2 separate regions of the Homo sapiens genome follow, and region 1 is linked to region 2. A link is an interaction called in ENCODE POLR2A ChIA-PET data of the cell type or tissue named here. Cell type or tissue: Panc1. All regions are shown on one strand. Each heading gives the region's core, and the rest is flanking DNA. Links, peaks and the distances in the headings are about the cores only. Region 1 overlaps VCL (vinculin). Region 2 holds the start of C10orf55 (chromosome 10 putative open reading frame 55).

Region 1 (8,000 bases), core at 1-8,000, 95 kb before region 2:
AAATGCAAACACTATTCTTAGCTCCTGGACAGTTAAAAACACAGGCTATAGTTTGCTGACTTCTGCTCTCCATAGAGAAATAATACAATCAGAAAGGGGTTAGGGATGTGATAGCCCTGAAGAGCTAGAATAAGGAATTTAAATTAATCTGGAAGACTGGGGACAAGGCATAGGTTTCTGAGCAAGAACCTTTTGAGATCAGAGCTATACTTAAGAAAGATTTACTTGGCAGTAATGGAAAGGAAGGAGAGATTAGAAGATAACAATCAGCCTAATCCAGACTGGTTGCTTTGAGGAAAAAAAGAAGAAAAAAGATGTAAAAGGAAAGATCAACGGAACATTTGTTGGAAAAAAAAAGAAGAGGAATGGTTTATTTATCTGGCAAGAATAAGTAAAAGGTTCAATCTCTAGACAAGAAGGAGAAAAAAGGAGATTTTTGCATTCTCATTCTCTAGTGCTATCATTATAGTATATAACTTCAGCAGACTAACTGAGGAATTTGCCTTTTTACAGAAGCTTTAGAACAGCCCAAGTTGGAGCTTCCAGTTCAGAGACAGAGTCTTCTGGTATATGTCAGTTGAAATGTGGCAATCATGTTTTGGTTTTACAGATGTAATAGGTATGGTAGTTCCAGAGATGGTTTATTTATTTATGGCCCTGTTTACTCCAGAGAGTTCCCAAATTAGGCAAGAGTATTCATATGGCTTACATAGATATATCATTGCCTTCGGAAGTTTTAAGTCATTCTTCTATGACTCAGAATTTTTATCTATCTTTTCTTGTTCTGACAGGGAAAAAAAAAAACTGCAGTGCTGAAAATGCAACCAATTCAACATTGAAGTCTGTAACTACTCTCATTCTACGGACTCAAATTTGGAAGCTGGGTAGGGGGGTCAGAGAAAGGAGGGGTGGAAACAGACACGAACACAATTAGTTCTAATTCATGATAACAACCATAGTCAAATATTTTAGTAACACAGCAAAGGGAGAGAGCTTCCCTTTGCTGAGCAGCCTGGGAAGAGCTTCATGAAGAGAGTGACATCTGCACTGGGCCCATTCTAATGAGAGAGGAAGGGCAACTCCAGGCAGTGGGAAGAGTACAAACAATAACGAAAAGATGGAGGGGAAATACGGAACTTATTTCTCTTATTTCCAAAGTGGCACATGTTCATTGTTAGGGTAAAAGCACAAACTATGGTCAGAAAAAGTTTTTCATTAAAACAATTATTTAACCTGAAATCCTACCATTCAATCCCGCCACCATTTTAGTATGCACTCTTCCACACATACATCATAAACAGATTACCCTACTGTTTTATCTCTCGCTCTCTTTTTTTTTTTTTTTTTTTTTGAGACAAGGTCTTGCTCTGTTGCCCAGGCCAGAATGCAGTGGGGCGATCATGGTTCACTGCAGCCTCAACCTCCAGGGCTCAAGTGACCCTTCTGCCTCAGCCTCCTGAGTAGCTGGGACTACAGGTGTGCACCACCATGCCCACCTAATTTTTGTATTTTTTGTAGAGACAGGGTTTCGCCATGTTGCCCAGGCTGCTCTCAAACTCCTGAGCTCAAGTGGTCCACCCACCTCGGTCTCCCAAGGTGTTGGGATTACAGGCATGAGCCACCAAGTGATTGACCCTGTTTTTTCTTACTAGCATAGATATCTGTCCCTCCCAGCTTGGAATACATATCAGAGTCATTAAAAAACACTGGCATTCCTGAATTCAAGCCCTTTCCTTATGCGCCATCCTTTGAGCTCTCACTTCAACTAGATTGTGTTTTCTTGCAGCATCTCTCTAGGTGGATCCATGCTACCAGCTATTGTATTTAGTTTTTCTTTTTCCAAGTGAGATCAAAAAGGTTAAGGCATGACTTCTTTCATATTCAGCTTCAATAAAATCATTGATGAGATCTTTTAGATTTAATAAGAATTCTAGGTTTTCTGCCCTGCATCTCAAAGTAAGCTCATTTGCATAATAAAAATATTTGCACTCCGACACCACCAATTACTGGCTCGGGACAAGTTACTCAAATGCTTTCAGCCTTAGTTTCCTTACCTGTAAAATAGAGATAATAACCACATAGTGCTCCCCTGAAAATAAATTAGTAATTTTTTTCTTTTTTTTTTTTTGAGACGGAGTTTCACTCTTGTTGCCCAGGTTGGAGTGCAATGTCGCGATCTCGGCGCACTGCAACCTCCAAGTCCTGGGTTCAAGCAATTCTCCAGCCTCAGCCTCCTGAGTAGCTGGGATTACAGGCGCCCGCCACCACGCCCGGCTAATTTTTGTATTTTTAGTAGAGAAAGGGTTTCACCATTTTGGCCAGGCTGGTCTCAAACTCCTGACCTCAGGTGATCTGACCATCTCAACCTCCTAAAGTGCAGGGATTAGAGGCGTGAGCCATCACACCGGGCCAATTAGTTATTTTTAAAACATTTACTTTACTGATTCATTTTCAAAATCGAGAACACTATGAATCCAAATATAAATTAAGTAATAATGAGTCTATCTCTAGAATTTATCTTTTCTTTTTCCTCCCTCTCCCTCTTGTACTCTACACATGCTGCAGATGTGTCTTTTCTCTATCTGCACTCCTACCACTGCCTGAAGGCAGCTCTTACTACCTCTTGCTTGAATGGATGGCTCTCCAACCCCAGTGTCTCACCAGCGCTCCAATCTATCTTCCTCAATACTACCAGGATTATTTTACCAAAATTTTATACATCAGCTTAAACACCTCTGTTTCGGGAGGGGAACATCACACACTGGGGCCTGTAGGGGGATGGGGGACAAGGGGAGGGAGAGCATTAGGACAAATACCTAATGCATGCGGGGCTTAAAACCTAGATGATGAGTTGATAGGTGTAGCAAACCACCATGGCACATGTATACCTATGTAACAAACCTGCATGTTCTGCATGTGTATCCCAGAACTTAAAGTAAAATAAAGTAAAAATAATAATAATACAAGATTTCTCTGTTTTCTAACATCCAATGCTTAGTATGTTCCTCTTCTAGAAATTATCCTGTAAATGTACTTGCACATACGTAAACTGACATATTTGTGTCATTCTTTGCCATGTTGTCTGAAACAGCAACAGATCACAAATAACCTTCCATAAGGGTCTAGTTTAATAAATTATCTACAACCATCAAGGGACTATTATTTAACTGTCAAAAGAAGAGAAAGTTCTGTAGATACAAGCAAGAAATGTTCCCCAAAACATGCAAAGGATGAAAAAAAAATCAAGAAACAGGACAAGACAGTATAACAGGTCTTCATTTGTATGAAAGGGGACTAGTTACTGCCAGATTGTGCACAAACTATCTCTAGAAGCATATCCAAGACATTGGGTTTCTTAAGTGCATCGGTTTCCTATGAGGAGGGAAACTGGGTGGCTGGAGTTCAAGGGGGAAAGGGAGACTTTTCACTGTATACCTTTACCTTTTAAATTTTGAACCAGGTGAATCCTATACCTATTCAAAAACTGAAGTTAGTTTTGTTTTTTTTAACTGATTTATGTCGTCTGAGTCCCTTCACAAGGGACACAATCCACCTTAACAGTCTCATTACTAAAGCTTCCCCATTCCCTAACTGCACATTCACACCCTTGTATCTTTGTATTCACTCTGCACAGAAGGTATTCCCATTTTCTCTGGCTGGCAAACTTCCTCATGCTTCAAACACTGCCTCTCTAAAGTGGAATGAACTTCCCTTCCTGCCTTACTGCCATATTATGCAAAAGGGCCTTTGGCCTGCTTTCATTCCATGTTTGCTCCTTGGCATCAGAGGCTAAGTTCACAGTCCTAGCCCAAGTCCGTCAGAAGCTTACATTCCAGCTGGGCACGGTGGCTTACACCTGTAATCCTAGCACTTTGGGAGGCCAAGGCAGGTAGATCACATGAGCCCAGGAGTTCAAGACCAGCCTGAGCAACATGGTAAAACCCCATTCTATAAAATAAAATAAAATAATACACATATATATATGTATTTATATATATATATATATATATATATCCTATATATATCCTCACATTTTACCAGATTTTTTTTTCTTTTTGAGACAGAGTCTCGCTCTGTTGCCCAGGCTAGAGGGCAGTGGCACGATCTCCAGCTCAAGCAATCCTCCCACCTCAGCCTCCCAAGTAGCTGGGACTACAGGCATACACCACCACGCCTAGTTAATTTTTATACTTTTTGTAGAGAAGGAGTTTCGTCATGTTGCCCAGGCTGGTCTCGGACTTCTACGCTCAAGCAATCTGCCTGCCTCAGCCTCCCAAAGTGCTGGGATTACAGGCATGAGCCACCTTACCCAGCCTTCACCAGATTTTAAAGGTGCCTTGCTATTCTCGCTCTGGTATTAAGCTCTTATAGTTTCTATACTCCAAGAAAAACAACAAGAACAACAAGAAATGACAATTTTAAGTATAATAAAATTGTATGTGTATAATATATACACATACACACAAAAATTAGCCAGACATGGTGGCATGCACCTGTAGTAGTCCCAGCTACTTGGGAGGCTGAGGTGGGAGGATGGCTTGAGCCTGGGAGGTTGAGGTTGTAGTGAGCTGAGATCATACCACTGCACTCCAGCCTGGGCAACAAAACCAGACCCTGTCTCAAAAAAAAAAAAAGAAAGAAAGAAAGAAAAAGCAGCAGCAGCAGCTTACACCCTTCAGAGACAGAGTTCAGGCCTCTTAAGATATTAAACATATGATGAAATAGCAGCATTATTCACAATAGCCAAAAGGTGGAAGCAATCCAAATGTCCATCAATGGATGAATGGGTAAACAAATGTGGTATGCACATACAATGGAATATAATTCAGCCTTAAAAAGGAAGGAGGCCGGGCGCGGTGGCTCACGCCTGTAATCCCAGCACTTTGGGAGGCCGAGGCGGGCGGATCACGAGGTCAGGAGATCGAGACCATCCCGGCTAAAACGGTGAAACCCCGTCTCTACTAAAAATACAAAAAATTAGCCGGGCGTAGTGGCGGGCGCCTGTAGTCCCAGCTACTTGGGAGGCTGAGGCAGGAGAATGGCGTGAACCCGGGAGGCGGAGCTTGCAGTGAGCCGAGATCCCGCCACTGCACTCCAGCCTGGGCGACAGAGCGAGACTCCGTCTCAAAAAAAAAAAAAAAAAAAGGAAGGAAATTCTGACATATGCTACAACTTGGATGAACCTTGAAGACATTATTCTAAGTGAAATAAGCCAATCACAAAAGGACAAATACTATATGATTTCACTTATATAGAGCATATCATATACTATATGTTATACAGTATATACAAACACTGTATGATTCCACTTACATAGAGTAGTCAAATTCACAGAGACAGAAAGAATGGTGGTTGCTGGGCTAGGAGGAATGAGAAATAGGGAGTTTAGTTGGGGAAAATAAAAAGGTTCTGGAGGTATGTGATGGTAATGGTTGCACAACAATGTGAATGTACTTAATGCCACAGATCTATACACTTAAAAATGGTTAAAATTGTAAAGCTAATATTATGTACATTTTACCAAAATTAAAAAAGAGTGAGAGACTCTTGCAGCCTCAAAACAATAAGATTATCCTCACATTTCACCAGATTTTTTTTTCTTTTTGAGACAGAGTCTCGCTCTGTTGCCCAGGCTAGAGGGCAGTGGCACGATCTCCAGCTCAAGCAATCCTCCCACCTCAGCCTCCCAAGTAGCTGGGACTACAGGCATACACCACCATGCCTAGTTAATTTTTATACTTTTTGTAGAGAAGGAGTTTTGTCATGTTGCCCAGGCTGGTCTCGGACTTCTACACTCAAGCAATCTGCCTGCCTCAGCCTCCCAAAGTGCTGGGATTACAGGCATGAGCCACCTTACCCAGCCTTCACCAGATTTTAAAAGTGCCTTGCTATTCTCTCTCTGGTATTAAGCTCTTATAGTTTCTATACTCCAAGGAAAACAACACGAACAACAAGAAATGACAATTTTAAGTATAATAAAAGAACAAGAGACTATCAAAACTGAAGCAGATTTTGAAAAAGATCCAAAGGGAATTATAGAAGGGAAAAAGACTGTCATTTAGGCTGGATGTGGTGGCTCATGCCTGTAATCCCAAGACTTTGGGAGGCCCAGGCAGGAGGATCCCTTGAGCTCAAGAGTTCAAGACCAGCCTGGGAAACACAGGGAGACCCCATTATTTACAAAAGCAAATAAATAAAAAGAAAAAAGGCTGAGCGTAGTGGCTCATGCCTATAATCCCAACACATTGGGAAGCTGAGGTGGGCAGGTCACTTGAGGTCAGGAGTTCAAGATCAGCCTGACCAACATGGTAAAACCCTGTCTCTACTAAAACTACAAAAATTAGCCTGATGTGGTGGTGGATGACTGTAATCCCAGATACTTGGGAGGCTGAGGCAGGAGAATCGCTTGAACCTGGGAGGCGGAGGTTGCAGTGAGCCAAGATCGCACCACTGCACTCTAGCCTGGGCAACAGAGTGAGACTTCCTCTCAAAAAAAAAAAGAAAAAGAAAGAAAAAAAGGAAAAGACTGTCATTTAAATTAAAAATGCAGTGAATGGATTAAATGGCATATTAGAAACTACTACACAAGAATTAGCAAACTGGAAGAACTAAAGAAATTACCAAGTGGGAAATATAAACTTTTTTTTTTTGGAGACAGAGTTTCCCTCTGTCACCCAGGCTGGAGTGCAGTGGCACTGCAACCTCCACCTCCCGCATTCCAGCGATTCTCCTGCCTCAGTCTCCCGAGTAGCTGGGATTACAGGCGCAAGCCACCACGCCCGGCTAATTTTTCGTGTTTTTAGTAGAGATGGGGTTTCACCATGTTGGCCAGGTTGGTCTCAAACTCCTGACCTCAAGCGATCCACCCGCCTGGGCCCCCCAAAGTGCTGGGATTACAGGCGTGAGCCACAGGGCCTGGCCAAAAATTGTTTTAATATCCTTTTATTACTCAGGAGAATAGTAGAAATGCTAATTAATTTAAGACTTTGAAATTAAATATGCATAGCAAAAAACTTCTTGAAAGACTAGAAATACTGAGTATAACCTCTAAACTAGTAGTTAAGGTCTCCTAATCTCACTTTTCAACTCTATTACTCCTATATTTGGTAGGAATCTGAAAGCGATTCTATCCCTTTTTTCAGACAAGAGAAATTAAGTTAGTCTAGTATCCGGAATAGAATGTACTCATTAAATATTTGATAAGCTGCTGGGCATGGTGACACACCTGTAATCCCAGCACTCTGGGAGGCTGAAGTGGGAGAATCGCTTGAGCCCAGGAGTTCAAGACCAGCTTGGGCAACATGGCAGAAACCCCATCTCTACAAAAAATACAAAAATTAGCCAGGTATGGTAGTGCACGCATGTAGTCCCAACTACTCAGGAGACTAATGCAAGCTTGAGCCTGGGAGGTGGAGGTTGCAGTGGGCTGAGATCACACCACTGCACTTCAGCCTGAACAACAGAGTGAGACCCTGTCTCAAAACTAAATTGGCTGTTCCAGAATATGATGAATTGTATTTCACAAATGCATAATATTTCTCAACTCTACCTGGAAAGCTGGTTCTATCTTATTACTTCAGTGAATGGCCTGGGTACCTCTTTGGGATTTTCGTTTTGCTTTTTTTCTTTTTTTTTTTTTTTAAGAAAATAGGACACTGGCCGGGCATAGTGGCTCATGCCTGTAATCCCAGCAATTTGGGAGGCTGAGGCGGGTGGACTGCTTAAGTCCAGGAGTTCAAGACCAGCCTGGGCAACATGGGAAAACCCCGTCTCTGCTAAAAATACAAAAAAAATTAGCCAGGCATGGCTGTACATGCTTGTAGTCCTAGCTACTGGGGAGGCTGATGTGGGAGAATCACCTGAACTCAGGAGGTTGAGGCTGCAGTGAGCCGAGATTGAGCCATTGCACTCCAGCCTGGGTGACAGAGTGAGACCCTGTCTCCAAAAAAAGAACAGAAAAGAAAGAAAAGAAAAGAGAAAAGACAATTAATGCTTGAGTT
Region 2 (17,040 bases), core at 4,891-12,890:
TGAGTCACCATGCAGGTGTCGGGAGGGAGAGGTGCTGCCCAGCATGACACATCTGCCTGTTCAGGAAGGAGGTTAGCCACTTGGGGTAAGGCACTGAGGGTTCCAGGGACCACTCCATGTCTGACCCTGGGGCTAAGAACCCCTACTGCTCTGTGAGGGGTTTTACAGTCCCAGGCCAAAACCAAGGACTTAGGGGTGAAAATTAAGAGCCAGGGCTCCTTTGCTTGTCTAACACCTCTTCCCTTCGCTCTGCTTTCTCCCCTCCAACCCGCAGGCACCCAGCCATCCTGGGTGCATCTCCCAGCATCTCAGCTGGCGAAAACACAACCTTCCTGACAGGGCTTAGGTAAAGGCCCCACAGCTCCAGACACAATAAACAACGTCATTTCCCTTCTCCCCTCTGAGTTGGGAAGAAAATCCTAGACCTGAGGAGCACCAATGAGAGTCTGATCCCAAGGCAGCTTCAGGGGCTGCCCAAACCTTTTAGCCACACCAGGGGCTTCCTGGAGCTGAACAGCCCAACCCCAGGAGGCTGGACTCTAGATGGGGGATCCCCACCCGACTTTCTTTCTTTTTTTTGAGACAGAGTCTCGCTCTGTCACCCAGGCTGGAGTGGTGCAATGGCACAATCTCTGCTAACTGCAACCTCCACCTCCTGGTTCAAGCGATTCTCTTGCCTCAGCCTCCCAGGTAGCTGGGACTACAGGTGCCTGCCACCACGCCAAGCAAATTTTTGTATTTTTAGTAGAGACGGGGTTTCATCATGTTGGCCAGGCTGATCTCAAACTCCTGAGCTCAAGTGATCTACCCACCTTGGCTGCCCAAAGTGCTGGGATTACAGGTGTGGGCGAAAGATTACCTAGGTGCTGAGGCAAGAGACTGAAGGCACAAACTGTTTCAGTATAATAAAGAAAATAGTTAGAATAAGAATAGTCATAATACAAATTAGATATAGAGATGATCATGGACAATTATCAATCATTATTATAAACATTATTAATCATCAGCTTTTACTATTACTCTTTGTTGCATTACTAATATAACCTAGGAATAACCGGTGGGTATAGGGTCAGGTGCTGAAGGGACATTGTGAGAAGTGGCCTAGAAGGCAAGAGGTGAGCCTTCTGTCACGCCCGCATAAGGGCTGCTTGAGGGCTCGTTGTTCAAGTGGTAACACCAGTGTCTGGGAAGGCACCCGTTACTTAGCAGACTGCAAAAGGGAGTCTCCTTTCCTTGGAGGAGTCAGGGAACACTCTGCTCCACCAGCTTCTTGTGGAAGGCTGGATATTATCCAGGCCTGCCTTCAGTCATCCGGAGGCCTAAACCCCTCCCTGTGGTGCTGTGCTTCAATGGTCACACTCCTTGTCCACTTTCATGCTCCTCCCGTACTCCTGGTTCCTCTTTGAAGTTCCTAGTAGATAGTGGTAGAAGAAATAGTGAAAATCTTAAAGTCTTTGATCTTTCTTATAAGTGCAGAGAAGAAAATGCTGACGTATACTGCCTTCTCTCTCTGCTTCGGCTACCTAAAAGGGAAGGGCCCCCTATCTTGTAATCACGTGACTTGCTTCACCTTGTCAATCACTTAGAAGGTTCACCCTCCTTACCCTGCCCCCTTGTCCTGTATGCAATAAATATCAGCAAGCCCAGCCGTTCGGGGCCACTACCGGTCTCCACGTCTTGATGGTAGTTGTCCCCAGGGCCCAGCTGCTTTCTCTTTATCTCTTTGTCTTGTGTCTTTATTACAATTTTTCGTCTCCGCACATGGGGAGAACACCCTCTAAGCCCCGTAGGGCTGGACCCTACATACAGGCATAAGCCACCTGGCCTTGTAGCTTTATTTTTAATTGACAAAAAATAAATGTATATATTTATGGGGTACAATGTCATATTTCAATAATGCATATGTTGTGGAATGATTATATCAGCCTGATTAGCATACTGTCACCTCACCTCAAATATTTATTATTTCTTTATGGCAATAACATTTAAAATCCTGTTTTAGCTATTTTGAAATATACAATACCTTCTTATGAACTCTAGTCACTGTGCTGTGCAGTAGAACACAAGAGCTTTTCTTCCTATCTAACTGTAACTTTGACCTATTGACTGCCTCCCCTTTATCCTTCCACCCCTACTGCTTGACTTTCATGGTCCCTCCAGCCACTGTTTCCATTCTCATTAGTTAAACCATGCTAACTGTGGAAGGCTAAATAATATCCTCCCAAAGATGTACACATCCTAATCCCTGGGGCCAACGATTCTGCTCCCTTACATGGCAAAGATGACTTTGCAGATGTGATTAAGGACTTTTTTTTTTTTTTTTTGAGACAGAGTCTCTGTCACCCAGGCTGGAGTGCAGTGGCATGATCTCGGCTGACTGCAATCTCCACTTCCCAGTTTCAAGTGATTCTTCTGCCTCAGCCTCCCAAGTAGTTGGGACTACAGGTATGCGCCACCACACCCGGCTAATTTTTTTTGTATTTTTAGTAGAGACGAGGTTTCACCTTGTTGTCCAGGCTGGTTTCAAACTCCTGACCTCACGCCCACCTTGGCCTCCCAAAGTGCTGGGATTACAGGCTTAAGTCACCAGACCTGGCCTAATTTAAGGATCTTGAGATGGGAAGATTATCCTGATGGACCCAATGCAATCCTCAGGGTCCTTCTGAGAGGGAAACAGAGGACCAGAGTGGGTGAAGAGGATGTCATGACGGAAGCAGAGGTCACCGTGATGTGGGGTCATGAGCCAAGAAATGCAGGCAGCCTCTAGACTAGAAAAGCAGGGAAATGGATTCTTCCCTGGAGCCTTCGGAAGGAACCCAGCCCTGCTGACCCATTTTACATTTCTGACCCAGAGAATTGTAAAATAATACATATGTTATTTTAAGCCGTTAAGTTTGTTACAGTAGCAGCAGGAAATTAATACATTAACCTCTTTCTACAGTGAGCTTCACGCCACCCAAGCCACCCTGCCCACTTTCCAACCTGAGGCCCCTTCCACCTTCCCAATCAATCTCCCCTGGATTTCCCACATGGAAACCATAACTAGCCTTGCCCTCAGGCTTCCACCAAATTGTTTCCTTGGCATTCCTTCACCTTCTCCTGTTTCCTGACCCTTCCCAGATCTGCATCTCCCTTTAACCTGATAGGTTTTTTTGTTTTTTTTTATTTTGTTTTGAGACAGAGTCTTGCTCTGTTGCCCAGGCTGGAGTGCAGTGGCGCAATTTCAGCACACTACAACCTCCACTTCCCACATTCAAGTGACTCTCGTGCCTCTACCTCCCGAGTAGCTGGGACTACAGGTGTGCACCACCACGCCCAGCCTAACCTGATAGGTTTTTTTGTTTCATTTTGTTTTTTAAGAGCTCAGGCTGGAGTGGTCACAGCTCACTGCAACCTTGACCTCCTGGCCTCAATAGTCCTCCTACCTTAGCCTCCCAAGTAGCTGGGACTACTGGCGTGCATCACCGTGCTCAGCTAATTTTTAAAACAATTTAATTTTGTAGAAATGGGGGTCTCATTCTGTTGCCCAGGCTGGTCTCGACCTCCTGGGCTCAAGTGATCCTCCCACCTCAGCTTCTCAAAGCCATGGGATTAAGGCATGACCCCCATATCCAACCAAACCTGATAGTCTTTAACTCTATCTATTAAAATAATCCGGTGTGAGACATTTAAAAAACATCAAGGTCCCAGCCCAGACCAATGAAGTCAGACTCTGTGGAGGTGGAGCTCAGGTTATCACATAATTTTATAAAGCTCCTCAGGTGATTCTAATGTGCATCCAGCATTGAGAACACCTGCCAACTTGTTGCTCCTCAGTAATCACACTTTAGTATGCGCAAGAATCACCTGGAGAACTCTGAATGTAGATGCCAGGGCCCCACGCCCAGAAAGTCTGGGTCAATACCTCTGATGGGGGCTCAAGATCCTGCTTTTCTAACAAGCTCTCCAGAGGTTCAGATGCAGGTAGCATTTGGAATATTAAGAGACACTTCCATTGCCCTTCTGTCTGCTCCCTTCCCAGGAGACTCAGCTAATTAGATGAGTTCCTTAGATCAATGATCCTCAATCTTTGATGAATATAAGAATCATCTAGGGAGCTTACTAAAAATACAGTTGCCCAGACACCAGTCCAGTTTGTTTAACCAGATCCTACATAACCAGCTGCCCCAGGTGTTAGGATGCATCCTGAAGTTTGAGAATCAACACCTAGAAGAGTGGTCCTCAAACCTGAGCAGGCAATGTAATCCCCTGGGGAGCTTGTTAAAACACAGATTGCTAGGCCCCACCTCTAGAATTTCTGATTCAGTCTATCTGGGGTGGGGCCTGAGAATTTGCAACTCCTAACAAGTGCCAGGTAATACAGAATTGCTAATTTGGGGACCCTAATTGCTTTAGATTGATGTTCTAGGCCAGGTGCGGTGGCTCACACCTATAATCCCAGCACTTTGGGAGGCCAAGGTGGGCAGATCACTTGAGGTCAGGAGTTCGAGACCAGCCTGGCCAACATGGCAAAACCCCCGTCTGTACTAAAAATACAAAAATTTAGCTGGGCATGGTGGTGCACACCTGTAATCCCAGCTACTTGGGCGGCTAAGGCAGAAGAATCGCTTGAACTAGGAGGCAGAGGTTGCAGCGAACCAAGATCGTGCCACTGCACTCCAGCCTGGGTGACAGAGCAAGACTCTGTCTCAAAAAAACAAAGATTGATGTTCTAAGCAAAGTGTTTATCCCACTCTGTCTCCAGTTCATCATTTCTCCTCATTCCCTCAGCCAGCACAGAATTCAGTTGAGGAGACAGAAAGGGCAGAGGGAAGCACTCAAAGAGGTCTTGACTTGAAGGGACTTTCAGAGAAGGACTTCTGGTGAGCTCACCACTAGGGAAACTGGCAAAATTCTAGTAACTCTCTACAGCCAAAGATGGTGGCCAAATTCCAGTGGGAAATAGAAGTAACCTGATCAATAGCTGTTAACTTCACAGATACGTCCAGTTCCAATGGGACTCAAGAGCTTAGAGCTTCCCTGGCAGAATCTCTCAGCCTGTGGTGGTGAGGAGTGTGTAGGTATAGTGAGAAATCAGAGAAAGTTTGAGGCTGGGGGGCCGGGCACGGTGGCTTATGCCTGTAATCCCAGCACTTTGGGAGGCCGAGGCGGGCAGAACACGAGATCAGGAGTTTGAGACCAGCCTGGCCAATATGGTGAAACCCCGTCTCTACTAAAAATACAAAAATTGTCTGGGCGTGGTGGCGTGCGCCTGTAGTCCCAGCTACTCGGGAGGCTGAGGCAGAAGAATCGCTTGAACCCGGGAGGCGGAGGTTGCGGTGAGCCGAGATCATGCCACTGCACTCTAGCCTGGGTGACACAGCAAGACTCCATCTCAAAAAAGAAAAGAAAAGGAAAAGGGGCTGACACTTGTTACATTCGTTCATTCATTCATTCATTTAGAAATAAGGTCTCACTATGTTGCCCAGGCTGGTCTTGAACTCCTGGCCTCTAGCAATCCTCACCCCTGAGCCTCCCAAGTAGGTGGGATTACAGGCATGCACCACCATGGCTGGCTTCACCAAGACAATTAAATGGAAAAACCAAGCTGGAGCTAGAGAGTCCTCCCTCCAATGGCATTAACCCCAGCTTGTACAATACTCTGGAGAGAGAGCTAAAAAGACAGTAGGGTGAGGATGGGAAGAGCCAGGTGAGGGAGAAAGTCATTTTCTTCCCTTTATATGAAAAGAGAATGAGAAATTAAGGGCAACTGGAGAACCACCAAAAAGAGGGAAGGAGAGACTGGGCTAGGAAGCCCACCAGCTGGAGTCCTTACAAAATCTGCTCCATCTCCACAACCTCGTGCCAGAACTTGGTGATGTGCTAAGGGCATGTGATCTGTTGAAACACCAGAAGTCACATTTTTAGGAAGTCAGAAGGCAGACGGCTAGATCCAGCATCTGCTGATTTCCTTATACATGCCACCGACCTATCCACTAACTCATTGCCAGTGCATCACATGACCAGCAGGTTCAGGAGAAATTCCAGGTGTTAGAACCACAGTCACAGGGCTGAACAGGCCTGGGGTATTTCAGAAACAAGCATCACCCTATGCAGGCTTGGATATCAGCACTGCGTGGTGATTATGGTGATAGGGAAGTTCTCCAGTTGGGTGGACAGAGTTAAGGAGGTAATTAGCAGAACTAGCTGCCCTGAGGTATTGATCCCCAAGGTTCTACAAGTGGTAACTCTAGCTTGGTCAGCTACCTACTATAAATCACTTACAGCCTCAGTTTCTCACCTGTAAAATTATGCTGTTGCCTTATCTACCCGAAGGCAGGAGACTAAACCAAGTGATATCTCCTTTTCTTCCCGCCCCCAGCCAGGCACCAAGTCTATTCTATCCCCACCAATCTCCCATATTTGTATCCTCTGCTCACATCCCATTGCCATAGCCCTGGCTCAGACACTTTTCAGCTCCTACCTCGCTGATTGCAATAGTCTCCAAACTGGTTTTCCCTGCTGGTAGTCTCACCCAGGCCCAAGAATCTTCCTTTGATCAATTTTTCACACTGCTCCAAAATCTTTAACAATTCCACATCACAAGAAAGTTCAAAGTCCTTCATGTGTCAGGCAGAGTCCTCTAGGCCCGTAGGTTCCAGCTCTTGCCAATCCCTCCAGTCAAATCACTTCAATGCCAGCCCCTACCCCAGCGGCTGGAACCACCTGCAGTCCCTCCGGTGCCCTGGGCTTCCTCCCTCCTCTTCACGTTTGCATGTGCTGTTTCCTCTGCTCAGAGAAGCATTTCTTCCTCCTGTATTTGCCCTTCAAGATTCTCCCCAAGGTCACCTCCTCCACCTTGCTGTCTTAGCCATCCCTGCCCATCTTGTAAATCTTCCTCACCCTGTACTCTATTCATTTGCAATGTGTCTCTTCCCCAACTTGACCCTTATCTCACTGGGGTTGAGACTGGGGCTCTCATCTTTATACCCAATACACAGCACAATGCCAGGCCCATGGCCGACTCCCAATAAGTGTTTGCTATATTAATGAGTGAAGGATGAATCAGTGAATAAATGAAACTTTTGGGTTCTCTTCTAGCCCCTAATCCTCACCAACCTGTGCTAAGAATGCCCTTCTTAGGCCAGCCATGGTGGCTTATGCCTATAATCTCAGCACACTGGAAGGCCAAGGCAGGAGGATCACTTGAGCCCAGGAGTTTGAGACCAGCCAGCCTGGGCAACATGGTAAGACCCTGTCTCTACAAAAGAATTAAAAAAAAAAATTAGCCAGGTGTGGTGGCACATACCTGTGGTTCCAGTTACTTGGAAGGCTGAGGCAGGAGGATCATTTAAACCCAGGAGGTCAAGGCTGCAGTGAACTAGGATTGTGCCACTGCACTCCAGCCTGGGCAACAGAGCAAGACCCTGCTTCAAAAAAGAAAAAAAGAGTGCTCTTCTTTTAGTGGTCCTTTGGTCCTTTTTTTTTTTTTTTTTCTGAGACTGAGTTTTGCTCTTGTCGCCCAGGCTGTAGTGCAGTGGCACCAAACTGGGAAGCTATTGTAGGGTAGACTGGGCTCAACTAATGGTGATGGTGGGGAGGGAGAGAAATGGACGACTTCAAGAGATATCAGTCAAATCCCCAGGATTTGGTGATGGAGGGGATGAAGGAAACCAGGAGAGAAGCATCAGGATGGCCCCAGGTTTCTGGCTTTCATAATTGAATGGATGTGGTGCTATCATCTGAGACAGAAAGTGATGGGAGATGTCTCCACACTGGGGCATGAAGACTCGGCCAGTTTGGGGCAGGTTGACTTTGAGGTCCCCTGTGAGTGACAACCAAAAGGGGTGTCAAGTAGACAACAGAAAATAAGAGTCTGGAGTGCAGAAGAGAGGTCTGGCTAGAGATCAGCTTTGTAAGCCATCTGTTTATTGGTGGTCATTTAAGCCTGGGTGCTAACAAGATCCTAAGGGAGAAAGCTTAGGGTGGGAATAGGAAGTTTAAGATCAGGCTTTAGGAATCCTAACATTTAAGACCGAGTAAAAGAGGTTGAGATTACAAAGGAACCCAAGAAGCCAGAGATGTTAACAATGGCTGTGGAATGCTATGAAAGTATTTTACATTTGTAGCTACTTTTACAATTGAATAAAAATGTTTAGTTTAAAAAGCCAATTTTTTTATGGCTTCTAGAACTTAATTCACTTTCTGGATTTTGAAAAATAGTGCCTGAGGGCAAGAGGTGATAGTCAAAATATTTAACTATCAAGATACCCCAGTAGGACACTTTCGCCTGAGCCAGCTGGAGGAGGGAGGATCTCAGAGGCCTTTGCTGTGCCACAGGCATTAACCCTGTGGTTGCTGGATCATGAAGAAGTGGAGAGAGGCTGATGGCAGGGGCCACGCGGAGAGGATCTCAGGACAGCATCTGTTTAGTCACTGAGCAGAACCAGTGCCTGCTGCTGAGAATCAGTCCTGCAGCAGGGTCATCACCAGCTGGATCCCACCAGATCCTTCCCCACCATCTCCACCTACTCATTGCCCCCCAGAGTTCTCCACCACAATGGACTATTCCTCATTTCCTTAGAACACCTCACCTTTTCATGCCTCCATGAACTTCCCTACGCCTACAATGCCTTTCTTCTAGTTTGGCAAATTTCTGTGTGTATTTGAATGTCCAGGTAAAATATCACCTCTTCTGTAAAGTCGTCATTGACTTCACCAGGCAGAATCAATTGCTTCTTCATTATTTTTCCATGCATTTTATGCAGACTTAGTATAGCACTTTGCAAAGTGGTGAGCTCCTTGAGGACTAGGACTGCCTCATTTGTATCTAAAATAATGTCCTGTGTATGGGTACTTTAAAAAAATGACAAAGGGCCGGGCGCAGTGGCTCATGCCTGTAATCCCAGCACTTTGGGAGGCCGAAGCAGGTGGATCATGAGGTCAGGAATTTAAGATCGGCCTGGCCAAGACGGTGAAACCTCGTCTCTACTAAAAATAGAAAAAAATTAGTGGGGCATGGTGGCAGGCACCTGTAATCCCAGCTACTCGGGAGGCTGAGGCAGAGAATTGCTTGAACCTGGGAGGCAGAGATTGCAGTAAGCCGAGATTGCGCCACTGCACTCCAGCCTGGGCGACAGAGCGAGATTCCATCTCAAAAAAAAAAAGAAAGAAAGAAAGAAATGACAAAGATTGTTGAATGAATCTCAATGTGACTGAAACCTCAAAAAGAGACCTAGAACATCCTTTTTTTTTTTTTTTTTTTTTTGAGATGGGGCCTCTTTATGTTGCCCAGGCTGTTCTGGAACTCCTGAACTCAAGGGATCCTCCCACTTTGGTATCCCAAAGTGCTGGAATTTACAGATGTGAGCCACTGCACCTCGCCTAGACCATCTTTTCCCTCAATTTGTTATTAAAACTCAGCAACCTCACTGACACATGCTATGCCATGGATAAAACTTGAAAACATCATGTTAAGAGTGAAAGAGGCCAGTCACAAAGAACCACATATTATAGGATTCTATTGATATGAAATGCCCAGAATTGGCAAACCCACAGAGAGGACAGAAAGTAGTAAATTAGTGATTGCCTAGGGCTGAGGGGGTTGGGGAGAAAAACGGAGTGATTGTGAGTGGGTACAGGATTTCTTTGTGAGGTGATGAAGTGTTCTAAAATTGATTGTGATGTCTCACAATTCTGTGAATCTACTAAAAACCATTGCATTGTACACTTCAAATGGTGCCAGACGTGGTGGTATGAGCCTGTAATTCCAGCCACTCAGGAGGCTGAGGTGGGAGGATCACTCTGGCCTAGGAGTTTGAGATCAGCCTGGGTGACAGAGCAAGACCCTGTCTCTAGAAAAGAGAAAGAATAAATGGGTAAGTTGTATGATATATGAATTATATCTCAATAAAACTGATTTTTTTTCTTTAGAGACAGGGTCTTGCTCTGTCACCCAGGCTGGAGTGCAGTAGTGCAATCATAGCTCACTGCAGCCTCGAGCTCCTGGGCTCAAGCAATCCTCCCGTCTAGGCCTCCCACAGTATTAGGATTACAGGTGTGAGCCATTGCACCTAGCCCAGAATTGATTTTTAAAAAACACCTCAGCAACTCCTCTTACTTCATCTAATTCAAAGGGAGGGCTTAAATGTTTCCTTCTTGGAAGGAAGGTGGACCCAATGGGAGTGAGTATGGAGGGGTATAGGCAGGGGTGCTGCTGTGGTCAGCTTGGGAAAGATAGGGCATACGTGGAAAGCAGGCTGAGTGCTGTTAATATAATGGGCTGAGAATACTTCAGAAAGAGGGGTTCTGGTGAAAACGGAAACCACTTCAATGAAACCAGATTGCAGCAGAAAGGCTGAGGTTACTGTGAGAACAGTGAAGTTTTACTTTGAAACCAATGGCTGAGTGTGGTCTCCTCATCTGGCCTGGGAATCTTCTAGGAGGAAAGAATTGTTATCTAGGAGAGGATTAAAATTCTGATAGATGAGGCTGGGCGCAGTGGCTCACGCCTGTAATCCCAGCACTTTGGGAGGCCGAGGTGGGTGAACCACGAGGTCAGGAGTTTGAGACCAGCCTGGCCAACATGGTGAAACCCCCGTCTCTACTAAAAATACAAAAATTAGCCGGGTGTGGTGGTGCACGCCTGTAATCCCAGCTACTCAGGAGGCTGAGGCAGGATAATAGCTTGAACCTGGGAAGCAGAGGTTGCAGTGAGCCGAGATGGGCCACTGCACTCCAACCTGGGCGACAGAGCAAGACTGTGTATGGAAAAAAAAAAAAAAATTCTGGGCTGGGCGGGTGGCTTACAACTGTAATCCCAGCACTTTGGGAGCCCAAAGCGGGTGGATCACAAGGTCAAGAGACCGAGACCATCCTGGCCAACATGGTGAAACCCCGTCTCTACTAAAAATACAAAAATTAGCCGGGCGTGGTGGCATGTGCCTGTAATCTCAGCTACTCAGGAGGCTGAGGCAGGAGGATCACTTGAACCCGGGAGGCGGAGGTTGCAGTGAGCCAGGATTACGCCACTGCACTCCAGCCTGGCAACAGAGTGAGACTCCGTCTCAAAAAAAAAAAAAAAATTCTGATAGCTGTTGCCTAGAAACCCAGCAACCATAAAGTAGAAAGCTTGAAAGGGGGGCTGCTCTCCTTTTGCCCTAGTTGGACTCTCCTGAGAGGTGATAAATCCTAGTACCGCGCATGAGGACTCTGGAGATGGCTGCCTGGGTTCGAACCCTGACTCTTTGCATTTGGAGCTGCATTGCCTCGTGCAAGTCACTCAATCTGTCTGTGCCTCCATTTTCTCTACTGTTAAATGGGGCTAGTGATACTACCTTCCTCATAGGATTCTTGGGAGGATTAACTCAGACAACACATGAATAATTTAGCACAGTGTTGGTCTGGCATGGTGGCTCATGCTTGTAATCCCAGCACTTTGGGAGGCTGAGGCGGGTTGATCACTTGAGGTTAGGAGTTTGAGACCAACCCGGCCAACATGGTGAAACCCCATCTCTATTGAAAGTACAAAAAATTAGCCAGGCGTAGTGGCGGGCGCCTGTAATCTCAGCTACTCGGGAGGCTGAGGCAGGAGAACTGCTTGAACCCGGGAGGCAAAGGTTGCACAGTGAGCTGAGATTGAGCCACTACACTCCAAACTGGGGGACAGAGCAAGACTCCATCTCAAACAAAAAAAAAAAAGGCCGGGCACGGTGGCTCACGCCTGTAATCCCAACATTCTGGGAGGCCGAGGCAGGCGGATCACGAAGTCAGGAAATCAAGACCATCCTGGCCAACATGGTGAAACCCCATCTCTACTAAAAACAATACAAAAAGTAGCCGGGCGTGGTGGTGGGCGCCTGTAATCCCAGCTACTCGGGAGGCTGAGGCAGGAGAATCGCTTGAACCTGGGAGGCGGAGGTTGCAGTGAGCCGAGATCACACCACTGCACTCCAGCCTGGGCGACAGAGCGATACTCCATCTCAAAAAAAAAAAAAACAAAAGCAAAAACAGAAAAAGCACAGTGCTTGATCGTGGAGGCACTAATAGGAGGCAGTCTCTGGAGTGAGAATCTGGAACTGTGAAACTGGTTGCTGGAGAAGCGGCTGATGCCTGCTAGCCTGGGGTGAGATCTAATATTAGGCAAAGAGACAGCAGCTGGCTGGGGGTCAGGGTGTTGGCTGGGAAATGGCCTGAAAATTGTTAACAGCCTCCTGGCTTAACCCTGCCAGTAGGGCTCATACTTCCTGTTTTCAGTGTCTCTGAGCCCTGATGCTGGAGCTGCTCAAGTTTGAACAAGATCTTTCTTGGCCCCTGAGGGGAAGGCAGAAACTGAACAGCCACTCGGCTTGGGCAGCTTCCTAGCAGGTTTCCACTCCCGCAAAATAGTGCAGTTCTGAGGTGGGAGAGGGCAGAGGGTTCCCATCTGATCTGATGCTACAATAATTTACTTAGCTTTGTAATAATAACCACCGTTTTTATGCTTTTATTAGGTGCCAGTATTATGCTAAAGGACTTATGAACTCATGAATCCTTTCTGTTGTTGTTGTTGTTGTTGAGACGAAGTCTTGCTCTCTGTTGCCCAGGATAGAGTGCAGTGGTGTGATCTCGGCTCACTGCAAATTCCACCTCCCAGTTTCAAGCAATTCTCGTGCCTCAGACTCCCGAGTAGCTGGGATTACAGGCATATGCCACCACGCCTGGCTAATTTTTGTATTTTTTTTTTTTTAGTGGAGACAGGGTTTCACCTTGTTGGTCAGGCTGGTCTCGAATTCCTGGCCTCAGGTGATCCGCCCACCTTGGCCTCCCGAAGCACTGGGATTACAGGCTGAGCCACTGTGTCTGGCCTTCATGAATCCTTATAACAACCCAGGGAGGTAGATTGTATCATCTCTTTTGTACAGATGAGGAAACTGAGGTGCAGAGAGGCTAATAACCTTTCTCAAGTCACACAGCTGGTGTTAGATTCTAGTTCAGGCCACCGGACTCGAAAATCCATGCTCTAAACCACTGCATCAACCTGTGTAAAACAGCACACTAGATGATGGGGATCAAAAGCCGAATACTAATCCCAGTACTTTGGGAGACCAAGGGAGGCAGATCACCTGAGGTCGGGAGTTCGAGACCAGCCTGGCCAACAGGGTGAAACCCCATCTCTACCAAAAACACAAAAATGAGCCGGGTAGTGGTAGTGCATGCTTGTAATCCCAGCTACTTGGGAGGCTGAGGCAGGAGAATCGCTTGAACCTGGGAGGCAGAAGCTGCAGTGAGCTAAGATTGCGCCACTGCACTCCAGCCTGGGTGACAGAGTGAGACCCTGCCTCAAAAAAAAGAAAAAGCCAAATACTTGGAGTTCTTGCCCTCTAGGGAAGCACGGTCCAGAAAGCCTTTAACCAGGAAATCCAGGAGACCTTGTGCCACCAAACCCCACTCAGAAAACTGGCTGTTCATGCAGAGAACTCATGCTGACCATATCTTGAATTTTTCTGGGCACTTCATATATTCTGACCAATTGTCCCCAAAGGCTGTCAATCAGTGGTGCATGTTAGTAACACCGAGGGAGCTTTTCTAAAACCACGAGACCTGGAGCCAGCCCTGACCTGAATCACAATCTCTACAGGTGGAGTGTAGGTGTGCATATTTTAAAAGGTCCTCAGATGACTCGATTAAGAAACACTGCCCCAACCCATTAACACAGCTTGGCAATTCTAATTTTTGATACCCAATTATCTCCCAACCTGCCTTCTACACCCCAGCTTTTCAGAACTTGATGTTTTGTTCAAAATATATAGTCACCCCCATTAGGACATCATCCAGCTTTGAGATTCTGGGCCCCCTAATCATAGGCATAGCAATGGCTGGTCACAAGCTCTGTTAACACACTGAGAAAATTCCAGCATCAGTCCCACACACAGATGATGGGAAATTATGTTTTTTGTTTCCTGAATGCCACAGAGTCAAGCTGGCATTCTGGATAAGCAATTTTCTTTCTTTATTTATTTTTTTATTTATTTGAGGCGAAGTCTTCCCTCTGTCGCCCAGGCTGGAGTGCAGTGGTGCGATCTCGGCTCACTGCAACCTCTGCCTCCCGGGTTCAAATGATTCTCCTGCCTCAGCCTCCCGAGTAGCTGGGATTACAGGCACCCACCCCCACACCCGGCTAATTTTTTTGTATTTTTAGTAGAGATGGGGTTTCACTATGTTGGTCAGGCTGGTCTCAAACTCCTGACCTCAGGTGATCCACACACCTCGGCTTCCCAAAGTGCTGGATTACAGGCGTGAGCCACTGAGCCTGGCCAGCAATTTTCACTTACAGGTCTTCTTCTTCTTTTTTTTTTTTTTTTTTTTTTGAGACAGGGTCTTGCTCTGTCACCTAGGCTGGAGTGCAGTGGCACAATCAGCTGACTGTAAACTTGAACTCCTTGGCTTAGGATCCTCCTGCCTCAGCCTCCCAAGTAGCTAGGACTACAGACATGTGCTACCACACCTGGCTAATTTTTTTATTTTTTGCAGAGACAGGGTCTCACTAAGTTTCCCAGGCTGGTCTCAAACTCCTGGGCTCAAGCGATTCTCCCACCTCAGCCTCTCAAAATGTTAGGATTACAGGCATGAGCCACTACACCTGGCCACAGGTGTTCTTCTTGGTTGAGGTCAGCTCAAGGATTGTTGGGGGCAGAGTGAAGAGACTGTTGTGGAGTTAACCCTAAAGAAGACCACCATGTACAGCTGTACAAGATGTGCACTGCACAAAGGCATCAGGTTAAGGAGGCAATTGGGAGCTGACACTAAGCCTGTACACTACTTACACAGCCATGGGATTGTGGTTTGGGGAAACTTTGTATACATTAAGTGCTGTGGTGGCCCTGCCCTACAGCTCTCCTAACCTCTACCTCCCAAAGCTCCATTAAGTCCAGAGATGCAGTCCCATAAGAAACTCTAGGGTGCAGTCCACCTTTGTTATTTTCTCCTTTTTATGTACTCCAACTCCTTCCCATACAAGCACCAGGGAGATTTGTCATCAGAAAAATCACATTTTATTGATCACTTTTATTTAAAATTACAAAAATATAAATAAAAATAGTGAAATATAAATATTCAGTGTACAGGAGTGGTCCTCACCCCACCCAGTGAGGATTGGATGAACTAGGCTAAAAGGAAGGGATAACTGGCCAAGAAAGGGACATCTATGTGAAAGTGAAACTGAGACAGTGCTGGTCACAGGTCATGCTGCAGAATAATACATTCCCAGGCACTGTCACGTGGGGGACCCAAGAGGCCCCAGGAGTGACCTATAACCTCTCCAGAAAGACCACTCTGTGTGGCATCACAGTCCACACAGTTTAAGGAAATATTTAGACTTAACAATCAGACACCAGCTCTTACTCACACTTACACTCACAGCCCACACACAAGTGTGCAAACATACACACACATATATATTTCCTGATACATTCATGGAATATCAGAGCCCTGCCCTGAAGTCGTTAGTGTCTCTGCTCCCCAAACCGCTGCTCCCACATTGGCTAAGCTCCCTCAAGAGACCTCAGCTGTTACACTTCCTAATTGGGAAATTATTCATTTCTCAACCATGGGCCTCACAAATGCCCACCGTCGGGGGAGCTGGCTCTCCCTTCACCCATGCACAGGAGATGCCCTGCCCTTTTTAACTCCTGCAGGCTTCAGTCCAGAAAAAGACAAGTTGCTGGTCAGTAACATGTTGAGTCAGGACCACCCCTCCATCCTGGCCAGAGGGGTCTGGGCAGCCAGCACCCAGGCCTATGCCTGAGGGTAAAGCTATTGTCGTTCGCCCTGGTGGGTGGCACAGGCAAATCCATCTGTGCAGAGCCTATCTTCCCAGTCTCTTCTTACAGCTGATGGAGATGACTCTACTGCAAAAATGACAACCAGCAAGAAAGCGGGTGGTGCCCGTTTCCTCCCTGGGGACCCTCAGAGGGCCAGGCCATTCTCTTCCTTGGTGTGACTGCGGATCCAGGGTAAGAAGTGTGAGACTCTCGTGTAGACGCCTGGCTTGTCCTTCAGGGCACATCCACGGCCCCAGCTCACAATTCCAGTCAAAGTCATGCGGCCTTGGAGGGAACAGACGAGGGGTCCCCCTGAGTCTCCCTGTGACGCCAAAGATACAAAAGATGAGCCCTAGAGAAGTGAGGAGGGGATTTCTGATCCCATCACCCAACCATACCAGAGAGAGGGAAGAGTTTCCCAGTCAAAGTCCTTAGCGACTTCCCATTTTCTTTCTTTTTTTCGGGGGGAGGACAGAATCTCGCTCTGTCGCCCAGGCTGGCGTGCAATGACGTGATCTCAGCTCACTGCAAACTTGCCTCCTGTGCTCAAGCGATTCCCATGTCTCAGCCTCCTGATTAGCTGGGATTACAGGCAGGCACCACCACACCTGGCTAATTTTTTTTTGCATTTTTAGTAGACACAGGGTTTCACCATGTTGGCCAGGCCGGTCTCAAACTCCTGGCCTCAAGTGATCCATCCACCTCGGCCTCCCAAAGTGCTGGGATTACAGGCATGAGCCACTGTGCCTGACGCAGCCCCATTTTCTACCACATCAAGTTTAAAATCCCCTGCTTGGCTTTAAAAGCCCTGTCATCTGCCACTATTCCATCCACACTCCCAGACCCTAGTTCTCCTCCCCACCCGGAATATGCCAGCCTCCTTCTCAGTTTTGTATCTTTCAACTGAAACACCTTCCTTTCTTCCCTCTGCCTCTTCAAATGCCTATCAAGTCACATTTCCTTTAAAGCCTCCCCTCCCTGACCCTCAGGTTGGCACTCACCTCCCTCTCCTGAACACCTGATCATTTATAGTTCACAACACACCCTGGGCACTGAGTTACATTGTCTTTTACTGTTTCCTCTTTCTAGGATCTCGTGCCCCCAGTCTGAAGTGACTAGCGCAGAGCTGGGATTTTTTTGGTAATGTCTGGCAAACACATAAGGACTGGTTTAAACCCTCAAAGACCTGAGCTCCTGATTCTGGCTACTTAGGGCTTTGGCTAGAGAGAGACACCCTTAAGCTGGCTGGAACAAGCCCAGG

Evidence for each region. ChIA-PET counts read pairs that join two places held together with the same protein. Peaks named below come from ENCODE experiments on the same cell type or tissue, not always from the same donor. Only the 100,000 strongest peaks of a DNase experiment are listed, where the experiment ranks them.
Region 1: POLR2A ChIA-PET joins it to region 2 with 23 read pairs; 8 of 35 experiments call an interaction of 5 or more read pairs at or near these places.

Annotation. Positions count from the first base shown.
Region 1 is chr10:74,014,192-74,022,191 of GRCh38, reverse strand. All of the region lies in intron 1 of VCL (vinculin), which reads right to left. Among named protein-coding and RNA genes, the nearest start is that of VCL, 20 kb to the right of the region's middle. In Panc1, for the core only: no CTCF peak of the experiment used is centred there; no DNase peak of the experiment used is centred there; H3K27ac peaks cover 1,389 bases.
Region 2 is chr10:73,915,450-73,932,489 of GRCh38, reverse strand. C10orf55 (chromosome 10 putative open reading frame 55) reads left to right here and starts at 9,713. Exons shown (of 5, transcript NR_160938.1): 1 at 9,713-9,857; 2 at 15,849-15,971. PLAU (plasminogen activator, urokinase) reads right to left here. Exons shown (of 11, transcript NM_002658.6): 11 at 14,996-16,101. The coding sequence ends at 15,925. RefSeq lists enhancers at 56-105, 1-539, 11,023-11,669, 11,670-12,318 and silencers at 246-295, 416-475. In Panc1, for the core only: no CTCF peak of the experiment used is centred there; no DNase peak of the experiment used is centred there; H3K27ac peaks cover 1,208 bases.